2 separate regions of the Mus musculus genome follow, and region 1 is linked to region 2. The links are chromatin contacts, found by Hi-C or POLR2A ChIA-PET in ENCODE. All regions are on one chromosome and are shown on one strand. The core of a region is the stretch at or near the end of the contact, and the rest is flanking DNA. Distances in the headings are between cores, read along the strand shown.

What was found. Hi-C counts contacts between places; a loop is a spot of excess contacts on that map. ChIA-PET counts read pairs that join two places held with the same protein, here RNA polymerase II (POLR2A).
Region 1: a map of heart shows a loop between it and region 2 (1.8-fold over the local background). The contact joins the promoter of Zfp874b here to the promoter of Zfp953 in region 2. A Hi-C loop is called at or near these places in 1 of 37 maps with a recorded cell type or tissue (heart). POLR2A ChIA-PET finds 5 or more read pairs at or near these places in 2 of 5 experiments (Patski and embryonic stem cell).

Annotation. Positions count from the first base shown.
Region 1 is chr13:67,482,045-67,485,692 of GRCm38, reverse strand. It overlaps Zfp874b (zinc finger protein 874b), which reads left to right and starts at 1,440. Exons shown (of 4, transcript NM_001076791.2): 1 at 1,440-1,552. The coding sequence starts at 1,547.
Region 2 is chr13:67,358,754-67,362,454 of GRCm38, reverse strand. It overlaps Zfp953 (zinc finger protein 953), which reads left to right and starts at 1,883. Exons shown (of 4, transcript NM_001038651.3): 1 at 1,883-1,951. The coding sequence starts at 1,946. It overlaps Gm17039 (predicted gene 17039), which reads right to left and starts at 1,790. Exons shown (of 2, transcript NR_167764.1): 1 at 1,392-1,790; 2 at 1-1,283.

The DNA.
Region 1 (3,648 bases), core at 191-2,690, 120 kb before region 2:
CTCACTAAAACTAACTTTCTTACATGTAACAGTAATCTTCAACTCCAATAGTCCCGTACAAAAACACATACAATCCAGTTATTATATTTATAAGCAATAAACCTAGATTGGCAGAACTATACTAACTTATCCCCAGCTAGGAGACCGTTGGTTATCTGCAGTTTCTCCTGGTCACGTGGTTCAGCTCCATCTTAGCTGCTGCTTCCTCCTCTCCTGTCATCTCTCCCTCCCCATCTCTCGCTCTCCAAGATCTCCTCTCTCACCTTTCCTCTCCACGGCCCAATCACAGGCTTTTGCTTTTATTGACCAGTAAATGGGGAGAAGATTCACAGGAGAGCACCTGAGTACTTGATCCACCACTCTCCCGGGGGCCACCCCTCTTGAGGATGCAGAATTAACATGAAAATTCAAACAACATCAGGACAACCCACAACACTTACATAAGCTAAAGGTTGAAAATATGGACAAAGGATCTGCGATGGATCTGGGCGATCTTTACTGATAAACAACAGAGAGGAGGACTTTAAAATTGTTCGATACTCCGGAGGCAGAGGCAGGCAGATTTCTGAGTTTGAGGCCAGCCTGGTCTACAAAGTGAGTTCCAGGACAGCCAGGTCTAAACAGAGAAACCCTGTCTCGAAAAATCTAAATAAATAAATAAAATTGTTCGATGATTTAGTCTGTTTCTCTTGACTAACCTCCGACACGAATGGATTCCAATATTCACATGAAAACGATTTCCTGCAGTGGCTTGTGATCTGTGTACGGCTTGTAGTTGATTTCTAGAAGAGCCATTGCACAGGGCATCCAGAGTGATGGCGCTTAAGCCTTGTGGTGATCTCCTGTAAATAATCCGTGATTGTTACCTAAAATCCATGGCATTGTCTTCTTTGGGAATATCAAAAGCTTAGCATAACCTCAGTTATAAAACAATCCTGGTAAACCCGACACATTGGCTGTCAGTCCATCAGAAGCTGATTCCCCGGCGGCTTTTGCTAAAGCTTATCACATCCTGGAGTGTCTCTATCTCTTACCATCTTGGTAACTCAGTACACTGACAAATATTCACACAGGGTGTCAATACAGGAGAACGCGGCTCACTTAAGTATGTGCAGTACTGGGTATTAAGCCAAAGCCTTGAGGCAGTTTCCTCAAATAGCTGTAAATTTCACCGGAAATGAAGAAATTAAGAACTTTGCCAAGAAAATCCTCTGCCCCTTTAAGCTGGACCACAGAAACTGAGGAATGCACTCGGCTCGTTAGAACTGGGCTCAGTTCGTGGCCTCCATGCTTCTTAACTAGGCGACACTAACTAGGTGACAGACATCAATGCAGAAATCCAGGACCATTTTGTAGTACAACTCACTCTCCTAAGACTCCTGCAACGCCATCGCACAGACTTGTGGGAAATGTAGTCTGTAGCACGGTGACGTCACAGATCGGTACTTTGGTAAACAAGAGTTCAGCTTTTGGTAAGCATGTGCGGCTCTTATCCAAAGCTGGGCCAGACTCTGGTCCTGCTGTGCTCTCCCGTTGGATCTCTGACATGGAGGTTGGTCCAGGGTTCAGTCACCCCAGGGTCTGTGCGGGGTGCATAGGTCCGGAGGGAACAGGGACCGGGTGGAATGGAAGCTGGGAGGAGCTGATTTGGAGGAGCTTTCTGGACAGGGCTGGTGAGAGGGCGCTGCGGGGGTTAGTGGGACTGACCTCTGTTTAGACCGACAGAATTCAAGGAATGGAGAAGCTTGTAAGTTCAAGGATTGCCTAGGCAATGTTGGCTGGGTGAAGGTCTTTGCCTGGTCATGGTGATTCTGGGCGTTCACTTTCCAGCTTTCTGGTGGAAGTATTAGCTGGGTCACTCTCACGTGGATGTTACTGGATCGCTCAGTATGTTTAGATAAGAGGAGATCTGGTCCTTTCTGTACTTTATGGCTGTCTGTTACGGAGTTCAGGACCACTGAGAAAGATCACCAAATAAAACTAGGAATTAAAAGGTAAAAAACAAACCAACGAAACAAAACTGCTTTATTTAGAGCCACAATCTCCTTTGCCAGTTTGAGAACTGCTGCAAAAGGGTAGACAGGGGTTGGAATTCTTTAAGTCACAAAACACAGTTGTCTCAACTTGGGATGGTCTGCTTCATAAGGCATTATATTTTTTGTTTGTTTTCTGAGCAAGCACAGCTAAGAGAGATTAAAAAAAGCAGAATGCATGTCCGGTTACTATTGTTTGCTGTTTGTTTTTGTTGCTGTGTTGTACAACGCTCAGTTGGAAATGGAGCTAGTCTTTAATTCATCGCACATGCAGTTATTCTTGTCTTGCTTTGAGGTGACAGAACTTGCTAGGTTCCAGGGTCAGAGTCCTGAAGGGAGCATTGGTGTACGTGATATTTATCCCACTTTCTTTGAAATGAATTGTGGATTTAAAGAAGATTCACTTGGAATAGGAATCCCTCATGGAGGCTGTTCAGTTCCTCACTTGAAAGTAGCTTGACACCCATGTTTGCTAAAAGGATATTGAGCTGTTTCTCTTTTTTTTTTTTTTTTTTTTTTTGGTTTTTTCGAGACAGGGTTTCTCTGTATAGCCCTGGCTGTCCTGGAGCTCACTTTGTAGACCAGGCTGGCCTCGAACTCAGAAATCCGCCTGCCTCTGCCTCCCGAGTGCTGGGATTAAAGCCGTGCGCCACCACGCCCGGCTTGAGCTGTTTCTCAATGGAGGATTAATTAAAATCTTCCTAAGAAAGACAGATTTTAAAAAATTGCCTCCAGGGTTAGGAACCTTAGAGGTTGTAAAGCATGGGATTGTAAAATCTGTCACAAGGTGTTAACAAAGGACACCAGAGGTGCCCTCACTGTAAGATTGCACACACACTGCCTGTTTCAGTTCCTGACCCTTGGTCAAACTCTTTCGTAAATGTACAGTTCAGATTTGTGGATTTTGTGAATGAGCTGTCTGTCCTGACTGACAAACCTGTTGAACCAAACATCTGTATTTACAATAAATTCTCTGGGCTTTCAGATATTGTGGCTTCTCTGTTCTCTCCTATCTGAGAGACTGGAAGTCTGGCCCTGCTGTGAAAATTTTTTTTTTCCTTCAACATCTCAATGTTAGCTTCTGGTTTTCAACTTCATAACAAAATGTCTACCACTCTGAACTGAATCCTCACACTAAGGCTCCCAAAGGGAGGCAGAACAATGCCATCACAGGATACTCTGAGCTTTGTTCCAGCAAGGTTAATCCTACAGTGCTGAGTGAAAAATAATAGAAGCTACCAACTCTCCTGTTCCACCCGAGACTGTGAAGTTGAGAGCGTGTGAACCCCTTCCGGGATGGAGACATGAGCTGGTGTGAGGACTGATGTGGGCTTAGGGATTTTACTGATTTGAGGGTGGTGAAGGTCTATGGAGGGAGCTCTGCTCACCCGACAGGCTGTGTGCATTTCTCTCCATTCACAGCCTTGTGTTCCAGGCTTCTGTATAGTCTGGTATTTCTGTTCAGCCAACTCTGTCACTGAATGTGGCATGCAGGTTCTGTGATGTCCCTGAATGTGATGTCACTGAATGTGGCAGGTTCTGTGATGTCCCTGTATAGTCTTATGGAAGTGTTTCTTCAATACTTGCACTATAACATAAACATTGAAAATGGAAT
Region 2 (3,701 bases), core at 634-3,133:
TGTTCAGGTTGTGACTACACTATGGTAGCTCCTCCTCCTATTGAATCACACAATTACAATGCAAAGAAATGGAGACTGCAGAAGACTTGTAAATGGATGCTGCAACTTCAAGGATGGGCACATCTCACGTGAATGACGACCCTCTAAGGTAGGTGTGCATGTAGCAGACACAAACATAGATGTACACATATACATGTGTAATATAACCAATTTAAGGTTACGCCTTACAAATAAACTCAATTCGGATTAGGGTTATTTCATTTGGCTTTGACAATTACTGAGCTGCAACCCTTAATCTACTCTTCTAACTGCTGTCCTGGCTGCCTTCCCAGTGGAAGTTGCAGTTTCTCCTGGCCACATGCTCATGGTCCGTCTGCTCCAGGGCAGCTTCGTCCTTTTTTTCCCATTCCTCCTCCTTGTCCTGGTGTCTCTTCCTTCTCTCTCTTCTCCACCTCCTACCAGCTAACTCAAAACTCACCTGCCTCAAATCCCTCCAGTAATTGGCTGTAGCCAATTTGATTTATCCAGTAGTTTTAAATCAAGGAACAAGGTTTACACAACAGAACCTTGTAAATGTGAGAAGTCAGTAGAGAGTCTAGACCTTTGAGTAGAGAATTTAGCATAACAAAACATAGCAACACACCGAACCTCAACACATACACATATTAGAAAACTTGCTATGCTCAGAAATTCTGTCCTTGTGGTTGCTGACAATGCCTTCCACTGCAATATTCAGGAGGAGGACAGACCACTCATGACCTCATTCTAAACAGACATGCCAATCAAGTGTCCAGGTGAATGTACTGCTTCTTGACTCTAGTTTCTCTAAATCGAGGAAGGTGTTCTGCATCCATAGGTAAACACACTCCCTGACAAAGAACTCAATAGGGACTCTGCACAGTCTTTGCTCTGAAACAGCTTCCTTTTGAATCATAATATATCAGGGAAGTATGAAGCCTTTTCTGCAATGGGGTTTGTAACTTTGACTCAAGCTTGAACTTCACAGGAATAAACCTTCCCAAGAAGAGATGGGAATTCTCAATATTGTATGTTTCCAGTGTAACTTCTTTAATATACCGACCTCATTTGGCAATGCTATGAACATATTTCTGATACCTTTGTATTCAAGAAGGAATTATCTCGGTGTTCTGCTTCGGAGAAATAACGGAAGTTCAAGGCGGATACCACTGATGTTCAAATATTGCCAAATATGAACGATGACAGGCTCACATGAGAGACGGAGAATTCAATACGGAACATCAAACCTAACACAGGCAGAAATCCTATAATACAAAATGGACCAAGAGTTAGGACATACACCACTGCGATCCCAGGAGCTCTGCTCCTCCTCTTGGGAGAGATGCAGAGGAAAGCAAGTGCTCAGAAAATACCTGATGGTTGCTGGCTTTGAATTCTAAGTCTTTTGTCTTAAGCACCTGATATGCTGCGTAGCAGGCAGGGTCACCAAGGATGGTTTCAAGAGCACCTTAAATTAGCTCTTGCTTCCATATTTTTAAGTAAAGCAAGTCATGAAAGTGCGAGTTTTCCATGTGGTAGTAAGATAGTTTAAAATCACGGTGTTCTAGCAGAAATAACTAAGAAACCTGATAAACATCACTGTGAAAGGGTCGACTCACAGGCTAACATTGCGTGCTGGGACCACAGAACTTTAAATGAATCCAAATGCCCTGTGACTGCCCAAGTGCAGAAGACTGTTTCTTCCCAACTTCAAGGAATCACAGTCAGGATACCAGCAGGTGAACAACCCAGTTCTGTGGGTTCATGGAAGTTCTTCGCACTGATTTGTGGGAAATGTAGTCCGGATGCCTGTGACGTCATCAGAAGGCTGGCCGTTGCTATCAAACTTCCGCATTTGATTTTCAAACTTAACTTCTCCCCAGAGTTAGGCGTCTGTCCTGTTGAAACCTTCGTTTGGATCTCTGACATGGAGGTTGGTGCAGGGAACACCGCAACCTTGCAGATCTGAGGGACTGTGCAGGGTGGCGTATCGGGCACGGAAGGAGCTTATCTGGGCTTGTTATGAGACAGGGCAAGCTGCTGACCTGGAGATGTTGTGCTGACCTAGGCTAGGGAAGAAAGTTGGAAACAACAGGATGGCAAGGGCAGGCTGGGTCTGCTGACTGCTTATTTCTGAGATGCTGAAAGGAGCGCACTCATCTTTACTGGGGAAATATGCTCTGCCTAGCTGACCCGTTCTCACGTGGCTGTAGTCAGATTCTCAGGAGATTTAGAACACTTGGACATCTAGCGCCTCCTATACTCTGTGTTCTATCTAGTACTGGAGTTTGACTTCACAAATCTTCCTAAAGTTCCTAGTGCCAGGGACAAAGAGTCCCGTGAGGGTGATTGTTGTGTGGAATGTTAGTTCCTTTTCCTTTGGAATAAAGTGTTAGATTTATGGATGCCTCGGGTTGAATAAGAACTCAGGATGTATAATCCTGTACCTGAATCACCACAATACATGGCTGTATAGCCACAGAGTAGTCCTGTAATTGATATGAACCAGTGTTTGCACAATCCAAATAATTATGAATTTTGCCCTTCTGCTAAAAAAAAAAAACACTAGACAATAATACTCAACAATTCTTAGTATGTGTTCTGTCCAAAATTTGGACTCCTTCTCAGATATGAGAGATGACTTGGTGAGATGAGAGAAATGGAACTCATGATCTCTGGAAGGGACTGGAATGTCTCTGAAAGAGAAAGGAGATGGCCCTCCTCTGGTCACATGATTTTCTTCTGTCTGTTCACATTATCAGAAATATCTAAATTCTCTTAAATGCACTCTGTCCCTGTATCTGGCACCCAGCTTTACTGCTGCTCACTGGACATTTCTAGAATGATTTCCTCATGTTTTCCTGTGGTTGTAAGAAAAATTCAGAAAGCTCTGGCACACTTGGGGTCTTATAATTTTCACATAGGTTCCTGTCCATGCAAAATGCAGTTCTCCTCTTAAAGGGTTAAGAGACAGTTTAGTCAGCCTTTTGAGTGGCCATTATCTGAGAATACAGACTTAGGTTAATCCAAATTCTGTGCTTCAACACAAGGCAGTTTCATGGTTTTACAGAACAGAGAATGTCATTAACCAAGGAAAATTTAAAATACATTGGTGTGTGTCTCATAGAGTCATCGGAGATATTCTATTTACCTAAGATACCATCTGATGAGGTTTTAGCTTTTGGACTGATAGAATTTCATGTTCTGCCTTGTCAGTGGATTCTGAGAGGTTTTTTATCTATTGTCACAAGCTGTGTGGTCCACTATAGAGTGAGGTAATGACTGTCCCTGAAGAGAAAACCAACCCAAGGTAAGACAGCTAACCCTGAACCTGCAGAATTCCAGGCTCTGCCCCTCCGTGAACTTCCACATGGGCCACCAGTGTCTGCACACAAAGACTCCTTGTAAGAGTTTTGCATTCACAGAGTACACACAGGTTTTTGTGTGTGTGTGTGTGTGTGTGTGTGTGTGTGTGTGTGTGTGTGTGTTTTGCAGGGTTTCTCCTCCACAGCTCCTATCACTATTTTCAGTGATCTTGCTTATATTGTCACTCCTCAGTCCAATTGAGTGTTAGTGAGCCGGAGCCTGGCTTATGGCATTGAAGTCTACTCCCAGAAAGCATGGGCTTCAGACAACCTTGTTCTACTAATGGGATTTTCAATGAGTTTCTTGCCATATCTAGA